3 separate regions of the Homo sapiens genome follow, and all the other regions are linked to region 3. Evidence: chromatin contacts called from ENCODE Hi-C or POLR2A ChIA-PET data. All regions are on one chromosome and are shown on one strand. The core of a region is the stretch at or near the end of the contact, and the rest is flanking DNA. Distances in the headings are between cores, read along the strand shown. Region 1 holds the start of SLC49A3 (solute carrier family 49 member 3). Region 2 overlaps PDE6B (phosphodiesterase 6B). Region 3 holds the start of PCGF3-AS2 (PCGF3 antisense RNA 2).

Evidence for each region. A loop is a pair of places that touch in the nucleus more often than their neighbours do. ChIA-PET counts read pairs that join two places held with the same protein, here RNA polymerase II (POLR2A).
Region 1: a map of HepG2 shows a loop between it and region 3 (4-fold over the local background). The contact joins the promoter of SLC49A3 here to the promoter of PCGF3-AS2 in region 3. A Hi-C loop is called at or near these places in 2 of 168 maps with a recorded cell type or tissue (HepG2 and K562). POLR2A ChIA-PET finds 5 or more read pairs at or near these places in 6 of 52 experiments (AG04450, Caco-2, H1 and 3 more).
Region 2: POLR2A ChIA-PET joins it to region 3 with 14 read pairs in H1. The contact joins the enhancer-like site here to the promoter of PCGF3-AS2 in region 3. POLR2A ChIA-PET finds 5 or more read pairs at or near these places in 5 of 52 experiments (Caco-2, H1, HEK293 and 2 more).

Annotation. Positions count from the first base shown.
Region 1 is chr4:687,096-691,107 of GRCh38, reverse strand. SLC49A3 (solute carrier family 49 member 3) reads left to right here and starts at 1,957. Exons shown (of 10, transcript NM_032219.4): 1 at 1,957-2,115. The coding sequence starts at 1,981. LOC124900643 (a long non-coding RNA gene) reads right to left here. Exons shown (of 2, transcript XR_007057985.1): 1 at 3,870-4,012; 2 at 3,089-3,636. RefSeq lists enhancers at 921-970, 746-1,693, 1,694-2,642, 3,591-4,012 and silencers at 1,911-1,970, 2,001-2,170.
Region 2 is chr4:662,426-666,483 of GRCh38, reverse strand. It overlaps PDE6B (phosphodiesterase 6B), which reads right to left. Exons shown (of 22, transcript NM_000283.4): 14 at 3,866-3,975; 15 at 3,297-3,384; 16 at 2,614-2,714; 17 at 2,263-2,370; 18 at 1,540-1,603; 19 at 1,155-1,229. Among named protein-coding and RNA genes, the nearest start is that of PDE6B-AS1, 9.3 kb to the right of the region's middle. RefSeq lists a silencer at 2,455-2,924 and an enhancer at 2,519-3,111. Within about 2 kb of position 2,808, at least 15 of the 41 ENCODE cell types and tissues checked have a DNase peak (open chromatin) inside an H3K27ac peak, as active enhancers do.
Region 3 is chr4:722,051-725,850 of GRCh38, reverse strand. PCGF3-AS2 (PCGF3 antisense RNA 2) reads left to right here and starts at 1,817. Exons shown (of 2, transcript NR_198961.1): 1 at 1,817-2,222; 2 at 3,414-3,606. The region is part of intron 1 of PCGF3 (polycomb group ring finger 3); the gene reads right to left. LOC124900172 reads right to left here. Exons shown (of 8, transcript XM_047416540.1): 5 at 1,776-3,476. The coding sequence ends at 2,523.

The DNA.
Region 1 (4,012 bases), core at 708-3,207, 35 kb after region 3:
TCACCATGTTGGCCAGGCTGGTCTTGAACTCCTGACCTTGTGATCCACCTGCCTTGGCCTCCCAAAGTGCTGGGATTACAGGCGTGAGCCACCGCACCCGGCCCATGGTTTGTAATTTTTAGCATGCAAGTTCTGTAGATGGTTTGCTAAGTTTATACCAAAGTATTTAATTTTCCTTGGAGTAATTATGAATGTCTTTAACTTTGGTTTTCATGTTTCTTGTTGGTATACATCAATGCAAGCGATTGTTGTGTGCTGATCTTGCATTCTGCAATGTTGCTGAGCTCACCTGCTCAACCCAAGAGTTCCGACATGTAGGGAGGAGGAGCCCCTCAACAATGCACGCTCAACAGAGACTGAACAATGGAGGTAGCTACAGTGGCTGCCCCGTTTCATGGTGACACCCCTCGACAATGCACGCTCAACAGAGACTGAACGATGGAGGTAGCTACTGTGGCTGCCCCATTTCATGGTGACAGGCTCAGACACCACCTGTCAGAGGCAGTGCTCCACAATAGTGAGGTCCCTCAACAGGGAAGCCTGCACTGCAACTCCCCCTCTGCCAGGTGGGGTTAGGGGATGTTGAAGGCCCTAGGCCAACATTGGCACTGGACTATGGAGGAAGGTTGTGAGGGGGCTGGGTCCTCAGGGCAGGGCGAGCAAGAGGTGAGGAGAAGGAGAACAGAAGGAACTGGTGGGGGAATGGGGAACAAAGATGAGGGGGGAGGCTAGACGGTGGGGAAGGCAGAGGAGATAAAGAGAGTGAGGACCACAGGGCTCCATCACACGTCTCAGAGAATGGAACCCCCTTGGGGCCCACCCATCTCAGGACACCCCGGGTGAGCTCCATTTTCTCTTTGTTACTGGATGAGACTCTACAAAAAAAAAAAAATCCCAAAGTGGAGAGCTCTATCTGAGACACACACACAATCCCTGCAGAAGACTGCACAGTGAAAGCTGGGGCCTCATCATTAGCCTGTTCAGACTCAGGTGTGGAAAATGGACAGGCCCTGGCAAAGGAGATGAATGTTTAAGACAAAAACCACGAATAATACTGTTCAGGAAACGGGGATGGTTTCAAGGGTCAAGAGAGCCTCCCTGTTTGGGGGAAATCCTGTTTGCACGTCTGACCAGGCCAGCCTCCACCCCACCCCTATACTGGCCTCAGCAACAGGGCCTGGAGCCTCTTGGGTTCCCCCAGGGTGGGCCAGGCACAGTTGTGGGATCAGCAGGTTCTTGCAGAAAAGACTAAGCCGAAACTCCCTCCTCTGCCTTCCAACACACAGGCCTCTCCATCCTAAACAAACAGAAACCTGTGCCTACTCCTCTGAGAGCCGTGTCCTCCATTGTAAAATGCAGGTAACAATCCGGTGCGTGTGTGGCGGACTGCCTACCCCAGGGTGGGGCCCACAGGCCTTTCTGGCCTTCCCTCCAGCCTTGGCCTGCAGCCCCTCGCCCTCCTACCCCATGCCTGCTTCCCGCAGGGGCTGTAGAGGGACTGGTCTGATTTGAGGCTCTGCGCAAAGCCAGCCCAGCCTCTTCTTCCAGGCTGGCCTCTGGCCCCTCCCTGTGGCTGGCTTGAACCTCAGGAACTTGGGGTCCACAGCCCCCTTCAGGAAGTGCAGAGCTTCTGCTGGGCAGAGTGACTTCCAGGCCGCCTTTCCTGCTGAGAAGCACACAGGCTGTGACCGGGGCCCTTCCCGGAAGGGACATTCGGTTTTTGTGGCAGGGACTTCCAGCCTGAGGCCGAAGGAGGAGGGTCCAACTTCACCTTTGCCCGCCCTTCCCCCGCTTTTTTGGGTCTCCTTTAACTGGGACGGGGCGGGACCCTCCTCCGTAGTCCTTGGGGCGGAACTGGCCCCCCGTGGCCCGGCCCGGCCCGGCCCCACCTCCGCCCGCAGGCGGTCCCGGCCCACGCGGGAAGGTCCTTAAGCCCGGGCGGCCGGCGGGACCGGCGGAGACCCGTGGAGGCCGCCGACGATGGCGGGGCCGACGGAGGCCGAGACGGGGTTGGCCGAGCCCCGGGCCCTGTGCGCGCAGCGGGGCCACCGCACCTACGCGCGCCGCTGGGTGTTCCTGCTCGCGATCAGCCTGCTCAACTGCTCCAACGCCACGGTAGGGGCAGGGGCGGGGACAGGTGGCTCCGGGACCCTCAGTCCCTCGGACCAGCCGGGTTTTGTTTTCCTGTGGCCACAGCCCGAGGTGCCAGGTGCTGGCTGGGGGCGGGGGGTGCCTTCTGGAGGTGGCTAGGGATTGCGGGCACTGGGGGCACTGTCTGTCCTGGAGGTGGCTGGGCCCAGGGCACAGAGCAGGGCTGGGTGCCCCGGGGGATCTGCCAGTCACGGAGTCCCAGCCCTTCCCAGCCTTCAGTGGCTCCAGCCTGGGTCCCTCTTCCCCAGCCAGTCACATACAGGTGGCCCTGCGTTGGCCCTCTCTCCTTCCACGCCTCCCAGCCCCAGGACAGCAGGCACACAGCAGAGGCGCGCTTGGAGCCGCCCTCCCCTCCACCTGACTCTGAGTGAGGGGCGGCTCCTGGGCTGGGCTGGGTTCCGTCCTGCCCCCACCCCCTTCAGGTGTTGCACGCTGCAGCCTTTCCCGCCCTGTGTGCCCTCATCAGCCATCCCCCGGAGCCTCAGGAACTGGTCAGGCAGTATCTGGCCAACGTGCAATGAACAGCTAGAGTTGGCAGCAGGACCCACAGCTCAGGGAGGCGCCAGGTCACGGGGATGGTCAGGAAGCTCGGGGGCAGGGGCAGGAGTCACTCTCAGGCCTGGGTCAGGGCTCTTCCAGGTGGACCCCGGGGCCTCTCCCCTCCTCCTTTGCTGGCTGGGTATGGAGGGCCAGCCTCTGGCCGAGACAGGCCCGGGATCTGCTGGATGGGCCCAGGGGCTGCCTGCTGCCCACAATGCTGGCACGAGCCGTAACTCACTGCTGTGGCTTGGCGTCCTGGCCCACCATGTCCAGGCACTGGGGAAGCCATAACTGGCTTTGGGTGGAGTGTCTGAGGGTGCAGGGCTGGTTTCATGGTCCAAGAGTCAGTGGGTGTCGTAGGTGTGGGGCGTTCCTTGGACAGTCAAGGGCCTCCTGCTGCAGTTCTTCACTGTTTTATTAATATCCACGAGTCATCATGGAGCACACAGAAATCTCACCCTGACACCAAGAGTCGTCATGGTCTCTGCCTGGGTCACCACAGTGAGCCGTAAGCACCATGTTCACTCCAGCCAAGTGCCCTTGAGGCTGGAGGTTACTCATCTGCAGCCAGTGACCAGGGATCCCGGGTTCCAACCAGCAGCATGAGGGCCAGGCGGAGCAGAGCTTGGGTCAACACCCACCCCGGAAGGCAGCCCAGTGCTCTGGATGAGACTCAAAGGACCCAAGGGGGCGAGCGCAGGCAGGGTCGAGGCTGGGAGATGAGGAAGGGAGTCAGACAGATCGTCCTCCCACGTTGCCCCGCACGCTTCAGACGCATCTCTTCTCAGTGAGTCAGCTGTGGGCCCCACTCAGGCCCCCGAGGAACCAGGACAGGGCTGAGGCTGGAGCGGCGGGCTCGGCTCCGCAGGGTGGGCTTTCTCTCCCGGGCTCGGCCAGGCAGGCACCAGCTGGGCCTGGGGAGCTCGTTCTGTGCCTGGCCCCGTCCTGCAGAAAAAGGAAGACAGGGCGGCTGTTGCCCAAGCTCCCTGTCCTGTCCCGTGGGCTGAGTCAGACCTTGTCCGGGCGGAGCCTGGGTCTGGCTGCTGTGTCCGAGGGTGTGGCCTGGAGCTCAGTCGACTCATGGAAGTTGACCTTGAGTGACACGGCCTCCTGCCTCCCGGAGTGAGCCCCGGTGACCCGCTCCACTTTGGCCTCCCTCAGGGATGAGCCAGTCTCACCTCTCCTAGGAGGCCTTCCCCTCGGCCGCAGCGTGCACTTGTGCTGTGTGCTGGACGTCCGTGGGGTGAAGAGCTCTAGTACTTGATAATGCCTGTGGCTGGGGAATGGTGCCCGCTCTGGCAACATTCTGCCCAAACACCTG
Region 2 (4,058 bases), core at 1,559-4,058, 60 kb after region 3:
TCCTGGGGCCCCGCCCAGCCCCCCGACCCCCTCACTCAGATGTGCTCATGGAGACACAGCCTGGGACGAGCCTGCCTGACAGAAACTGGCTCTCGGGAGGGGAAGCTGACACCCTCTCCCTTGGCCAGCGGCTCCACAGCTCCTAGGAACTGTGGGCAGCTTCTTCCCACAGCTGCTGTTGGCTCCAGCCCGTGGTCCCCTGAGGGCAGCCCCCTCTTGGCTCTGGGGACCCTTACTGCAGCTGGGGAGAGGCGGGGAGGGGGATGGGCTGTACACAGTGCTGAGCCGGGCTGGGCTGCACTGCCCAGACACTCGGCTGACCAGGACCTCGCTGTGCACTCGCCTGGGGCAGACACAGACGTGCTCTGGAGCTGTTTCTAGTGTCAGACCCCGAGTGCCCTGGGCTGTCCGTCCCCTCACAGCGTCCTGGTGGAGGGTGAACCATGCAGGACTCTAGAGGCCGGGCGCGGGGGATGGACCTGCTGCCTGTCCTTCCCCTGTGGGGCTTTGCTGACCAACCAATGCCCCCTTTCCTGCCGAGGCTGCACCTGGCCTAAGCCCTCTCCACTGCAGGCTCCAGAGAGCCCCTCGCCGCCCACCAGAGCGGGTGTGTGAGAAACCACAGCTCCCACCTGGTCCACGTGGGGCTGGGGCAGCCCTGCCTCTCCTGTTCCTGGCGCCTATCCTGACTCTCCCATTTGCTGGCACCTCTCCTGCTGCCAGGAGGTATCCAGACCCCGCTGCTGACCTGAGGACCCTGGCATTGTCCATCATACCACTGTGTGGGCCCGGGACGCCCCCCATGCGTTCTCTGCCCCAGCACCCTCCCCAGGGCTTTCTTGGTGCATGGCTCGCGGCCCTGCTGGGGTTCACCTGCAGAGCTGCCTGGACCCAGAGGCTCCTGGTGATGAGCGGGTGGCCCTGGTTCCTCCAGTGCCAACGACGTCACCTCTGCATAAGCATCACCCAAGCCACAGCTGTACCCAGGTCCGAGCCACCCACACGCATGTCACATGATCCCACAAAGTGAGATAAGGACCCCACGACCTCAGAACCCCCTGCCTGAGACCAAGCCAGGACCTGAGGCTCCTGAGGACCAAGAGGGGTCTCTAACACCCGTTTCAGGAGTGGAAGGTTCCAGAAGCAGCACTCACAATGGGCTGCTGATCCAAGACTGTCCTTTCCAAGTCACCTTGCTCCCAGAACTCAGCAGCCACGAGAAGTGCGACCTGGAGGCACAGGAAGGCAGCTGTCTGTGGAGCTCTGAGCCCACGCGGAAGGGCCCGGGCCCGCCCCGTGAGGCTCCGAGCCTCGGTCTTCTCCGCCCCAGACCCCCGGGGTCCCCACCACACAGGGCTCCGGTTGAGCCATGTAGACACACTGCAGTACCCCCATCCTTGCCGCCCTGGCCTGGCCCCGAGGTGGCCCTCAGAGCTCCTTGCAAACAATGGTCCGTTGCCATCCGAGGCTCCCGCCCGCCCGGCAGTCCCATGTGCTGAGAGGCACTGACTCTGGGTCTGGAGGGCCCTCTGTTCTAACCTTGCTCTGGACTTCCCAGGGCTTGGTGATGGCAGACAGGTCGCAGGCTGTCATCATCATGGCCCTGCAGACACAAACCGGGCACGAGTGCTGATGGGCGTCTCCTGAGGGCAGGTGGTTTATATGTGTTTTCTTTTTTGAGATGGAGTCTTGCTCTGTTGCCCAGGCTGGAGTGCAATGGCGCAATCTCAGCTCACTGCAACCTCCGCCTCCCGATTCTTGTGCCTCAGCCTCCCGAGTAGCTGGGATTACAGGCGCCCGCCACCACGCCCGGCTAATTTTTGTATTTTCGGTAGAGACGGGGTTTCACCATGTTGGCCAGGCTGATCTCGAACTCCTGACCTCAGGTGATCCACTCCCCTCGGCCTCCCAAGTGCTGGGTTTATGTGTATTTTCTCACTGGGTCCCTGGGACCAGCCTGGGGAGGGGCTGGTTGTGAATCACCATTTTACAGGTGAAAAAGTGGAAGGTCAAAATGAAGTAAGTTACTGCCAAGGGCTACAGACCAATGCAGGGCCTGTGTGCTCCCCAGCTCTGCACCATCTCCCTGAGAGCTGGGGGGAAATAAGGACGGCGCATTTGTTTCACAGCCCTCGACAAGCTGCCGCGACGGGCTCTTCCTGCTCCAGAGCGTCTGGGGAGGGCTGCAGGGTTAACCAGCTGGTGAGTGGGCCCGGTCCCTGCGAGGGAAGGACCCCTCGTGCCCCCTCCGCCCGCGCTCACATGACGATCTCCTTCCGGGTCGTCTCCAGGGACAGGTACTCCACCCAGCTCTTCTTGTCCTGGTAGTTCTTGGACTCATCCACGATCTTCTGAAACATCGCTCTCTTCCTGAACCCAGGGAACAAGGGAGGTGCAGGTGGGAGCAAGTGTGGAGACCCCGCCCCAAGCGCCCGTCTGCAGGGAGGCGCGGAGCCCGAGCGAGGCCCCATCCGGGGTGCGCGGGGCCGGCGGGCAGGGACGGAATCCGGGGCTGCGTCCCCCGGGCTGTGCCGCCGCTGCGCCCCCGTGTCTGCCGGGGGTCCCAGGCTACCCGCCCGCCCCGCGAGGCGCCCCCTCCCGGAAGGCGCGCACTTGAAGTACAGGGCCAGGTCCGTGGCGATGATGGCGATGTCCATCAGGTGGATCACGTGCTCGTGCTGCCGCCGGTTCAGGTTCTGGTAGATGTTCAGGGTCTGCGGAGGTTATGCCCAGCGCGTCAGGCGCCCTGCGGCCACCTCTCAGGGTGCCCGGGGACCCCGCCCCTTCCGCCTCGGCTGCCTGTGCCTCTCACGCCCCCGCCCTCGGGCCCTCGGTGGGCGGGACCCCTAATCCGCCTGCTGCTCAGGGCCCTCCTCAGGGTGCCCAGCTCTCCACCAGCGGCTCCATCGTCGGCTTGGGACGCAGATGGCCTCAGAGGTCACCACCGGGGAGCGCAGGGAGGGGTCCACTGAGTGTCCAGGTCCTTGGGGGCCGCTCAGGGCTCGGCTGCCCTTCATTCCCCCGCTGGTGGGTCCCGGGCCGCTTCCCCTTCGGCTTCCACCCCACCCCATGAGGGGCCCTTTCCAGTTGTCTTCCCCACAAGCGTTTTCCCAGGGCCTCCGATGCACCTGCCCTCAGCCTCGGCCCTCCGCCTTCTCTGCCGCCCTCCCCCAGTGCTCACACACCCAGTGCTCACCCGCTGCATCAGAACCCTGCTCCGCAGGATACGGCCCTGCCGTCCTGCGGACGCTGCGTCCCCAGCGCCCACAGCAGAAACCGAGGGTGAGTATACCAACCTCCTCCGAGAGCAGGAACTTCCCAAACTCCAGGTGGTGCCGCTCCAAAATCGAGGAGCCGTGGAGCTTAGCCAAGGGGTTCTGGGACCTGTTACACAGGTGGTGGAGGTGAGGCCCGTGGGACCTGCCCTTGGCCCACCCTGCGCTCTGCAGCCCCCCCAGATGGGCCCCACTTTCTTTTTTTTGAGACAGGGTCTGCCTCTGTCACCCACTCTGGAGTGCAGTGGTGCAATCATGGCTCAATACAGCCTTGACCTCCTGGGCTCAAGTGATCCTCCCACCTCAGCCTCCTAAGTAGCTGGGACCACAGGTGTGCGCCACCATACACAGCTTTTTTTTTTTTTTTTTTTTTTAAGTTTTTGTAGAGGAGAGCTCTTGCCATGTTGCCCAGGCTGGTCTCGAACTCCTGGGCTCAAGCAATCCCCTCGCCTTGGCCTCCCACAGTGCTGGAGTACGGGGCCTGGCCGTGGACTCCACTTTCTACATAGCCTGCTATGCGAAGCCTAATTCACGCCAAGGGCGTGGAGTTGATTTAGGGCTAATTCACATGCCCGCCCTGAGGTGCCTACTTCATCTGGTACAGGTTGTTGGTGCCGCGGTGGTCGATGTCATGGCACAGGCCGGCTGTCACCATGGCGAAGGCCTCCAGGTCCGTGTAGTAGCTCTTCAGTTTGCCGGTCTGTAGAGACAGGGCCACCTTGCTCACCGGTCCTGGCTCCAGCAGGGTGGGGAGTGGTGAGGGGTTGGGATGACCTAGGCGTC
Region 3 (3,800 bases), core at 568-3,067:
TCTGTGGTCACCTGCTGGGGGACCCGGGGACGAGCGCTGAGGCTGGACAGGAGGGGCAGCGACTCGGGTTTCCCCTGGGCAAATAAGAGCAGAACCCACAGCAGCCCTCTGCAGCCCACACAGCCACAGCACAGAGCCCACAGCAGCCCTCGGCAGCCCACACAGCCACAGCGCAGAGCCCACAGCAGCCCTCGGCAGCCCACACAGCCACAGCGCAGAGCCCACAGCAGCCCTCGGCAGCCCACACAGCCACAGCGCAGAGCCCACAGCAGCCTTCGGCAGCCCACGGAGCCACAGCGCAGAGCCCACAGCAGCCCTCGGCAGCCCACGGAGCCACAGCGCAGAGCCCGTTCCTACTCCCTCCTCACGTGGACACGGCTCCGCCATGCACTGGGTCAGATGGTCCCATGGGCCCCACAACCCCTCAGGGCCGCTGCCCCTCCTCCCAGCAGCCTACACACCCCACGTCTAGTCCACAACTTCTCATTAGGTCTTAATTTATCATTTCTTAATATGCAGAAATATAAACGAAAGCTTAAAGCTGGAAACAGAACTTCCCACGATTGTCACGGCTCCACATGTACACCCCTCACAGCGCGGCCGGCGGTCCGCAATACGCACCTCACACGGCCTCTGACAAGGAGAGACAGGAGCTGAAATACGAGTCCTCATCAAAACCAACCACAGAAGCGCAGGCTCTGGTGACCTGAACAGTGTGGGAAGCTCCCTCCTGTGCCCGCATCTGCCCGCCTGCTGCACCCGCGGTGTCACCAGGCCAGTTTCAGATCCAAAACTGCCTACTTCTCTCAGTGTGCACAACTATTGGTATGTATAAAGGCAGATTTATCAACACTAAGACAGTAATTTCTTTTCTTTGCTTTTTTTTTTTTGAGAAAAAGTCTTGCTCTGTCACCAGGCTGGAGTGCAGTGGTGTGATCTCAGCTCACTGCAACTTCTGCCTCCTGGATTCAAGCAATTCTGTCTCAGCCTCCCATGTAGCTGGGACTACAGGCGTGCACCACCACACCCAACTAATTTTTTGTGTGTGTGTGTGAGACGGAATCTCGCTCTGTCGCCCAGGCTGGAGTGCAGTGGCGTGATCTCGGCTCACTGCAAGCTCCGCCTCCCGGGTTCACACCATTCTCCTGCCTCAGCCTCCTGAGTACCCAGCTAATTTTTTGTATTTTTAGTAGAGACGGGGGTTTCACCACGTTGGCCAGGCTGGTCTCGACTCCTGACCTCAGGATCTGCCCACCTAGGCCTCCCAAAGTGCTGGGATTACAGATGTGAGCCACCGTGCCCGGCCAAGAATAATTTCTAACAAAACACCTGGAGTATTTTATGAAGTAAATAAACAAAAGACAGACTTTGAACTGGCAGCTGCCACCCCACCCAGCCCACAGCATGGGCTCCGCCTTCTGGTCCATGGCCCCCACAGCACCGCTGTCCACCAGGGTGCTCCGTGGAGCTTCACCTTCCCTGCCTGTGCGGCCGGCTGTGGTGGCCCACAGGACTGAGCCCCTGACCTGGCTGGCATGGCCGAGGACGGACTCGGGTGTGGAAAAGCCTCCGGGGCCTTTGCTGTAGCCCCTGAGCCTCCTTGTCACCCACTTCCCTGTCTCCCGCAGCCGATCCCACCTCTTCGCTCTCGTCCCAAGGCCACGTGGGCCTGACCACCCCCAGGGCTCCGTGCCCCCTCCCGGCTGACAACCACCATCTGCCCTGAGTCTTTCTGCCGGGGCTCTGCCATTGGGCCCTGAAGTTCTCAAACTGACCCGAACATTCCTTGACTGTTAACAGCAGCTGCTGTGCCTGACGCTTGCAGTCCTGGGCAGACAGCAGCCCCCACCATCCTCACAGCTGCTGGGGAAGGGAGCAAGGCCCAGAGACCCCTTGATCCCTGGACGCCCCACACGCCTCCTCCCTCTGCTGACTCCACTCTGCCCTGTCCCCGGAATGCGCTGCGGCCATGGAGACCACAGGCCTTCTGGGGAGCCAGCCAGCCTGCGGTGCCGTGGGGCCTGACGCGTCACACACCAGACCTGGGTCACAGGGGGTGTTGCACTCCAGCCCCTCCTGGCCTCACAGAGGCCCCTGTGCTGTCCTTCAGGCCTGGGCTGCCCGCTCAGCTCTCGGCTCCATCCCCATCCAGCCAGCAGCCTCCGCTCCTGCGTCTTGAGGGTCTTCCAGGAATCTGCCCTACAAGGCCCCCTCACCTGGGGGTGAGGACCCTGCCCCACACAACCAGACTGAAGGGGCCCCCGCACCGTCTGGAACCCTCTGTCTTTCCTGGTCAGACTCACAAGCTCCACGTCCACACAGCTCTCACTTTCACAGAGCCCCATCCCTCCTTCCCGGGGGTGCCAAGCCCACCCCCTCCTCTGGTCTGCCCTGCCCTACCCTCTGGGCACCCCACTCTGGTCACCCACCTTCTTCTGCTTCCCAAGGGCATCTTCCAGATCTTTTTCCACCTCCCTCCTCTCAATGATCACACCCAGGGCCAGCCCCTCCAGGTGCCACTTCTAGCCTCCGAAATGCACCCTCCTCTCCCCGGTGGACCTCAAGGTCACGTGGCTCCATGGCTCCCGGCAACTGCAGCGGCTAGGAGCCTTCAGAAATGCGCAGGGAACACAGCTCTCACCACACTTTTCAGACACATCCCCGCGCGGATGGCGATGACCGAGTGTGGACCCGGCGCGGACGGCGATGACTGAGTGTGGACCCGGCACGGACGGCGATGACGCGAGTGTGGACCCGGCGCGGGTGGGCGATGACGCGAGTGTGGACCCGGCGTGGATGGCGATGACGTGAGTGTGGACCCGGCGTGGATGGCGATGACGCGAATGTGGACCCGGCACGGACGGGCGATGACTGAGTGTGGACCCGGCGCGGGCGGGCGATGTCGCGAGTGTGGACCCGGCGTGGATGGCGATGACGCGAGTGTGGACCCGGCGTGGATGGCGATGACGCGAGTGTGGACCCGGCGTGGATGGCGATGTCGCGAGTGTGGACCCGGCGTGGATGGCGATGTCGCGAGTGTGGACCCGGCGTGGATGGCGATGACGCGAGTGTGGACCCGGCGTGGATGGCGATGTCGCGAGTGTGGACCCGGCGTGGGTGGGCGATGACGCGAGTGTGGACCCAGCGCAGACAGGTGATGACGCGAGTGTGGACCCAGCGCAGACAGGTGATGACGCGAGTGTGGACCCGGCGCGGACGGCGATGACTGAGTGTGGACCCGGCGCGGACGGGCGATGACGCGAGTGTGGACCCGGCGCGGACGGGCGATGACTGAGTGTGGACCCGGCGCGGACGGGCGATGACTGAGTGTGGACCCGGCGCGGACACAGCCCCGACGTGAATGGATGTGTCTCTGATGCCTCAGTGTGACATATGCCTTCCTCTCCACCCAGCTCAGACACCCCCAAAACACTCCGCACGCCAGCCACGCCGCTGCCTGGGGCAGCCTCCAGCTCCTGTCATTTAGCTGCGGGATGCTGGGAGGAGCTGCTGTTCTGAGTCGCGCCTGCAGCACACAGCCGTCTGGATAACACAGTAGCTTCTGCTTTTTGTTTTGTTTTGCAGTAAAAGTCACATACACACGTATTCAGTATGATGTGCAAAGCGAAGGATGATATTAAGGAAAAACGTATCATCCTGAACACTAAGAGGCAGCGGCTGTTCTCTGCGTAAGGACGTGTCCGTGTCTGTGGGTGTGTCCTTAGATAACACTGCATACACACAGATGCTGCTCTCACACAGACACCGTCCCACGCCCCGTGTGTCCTGCACTACGCGAT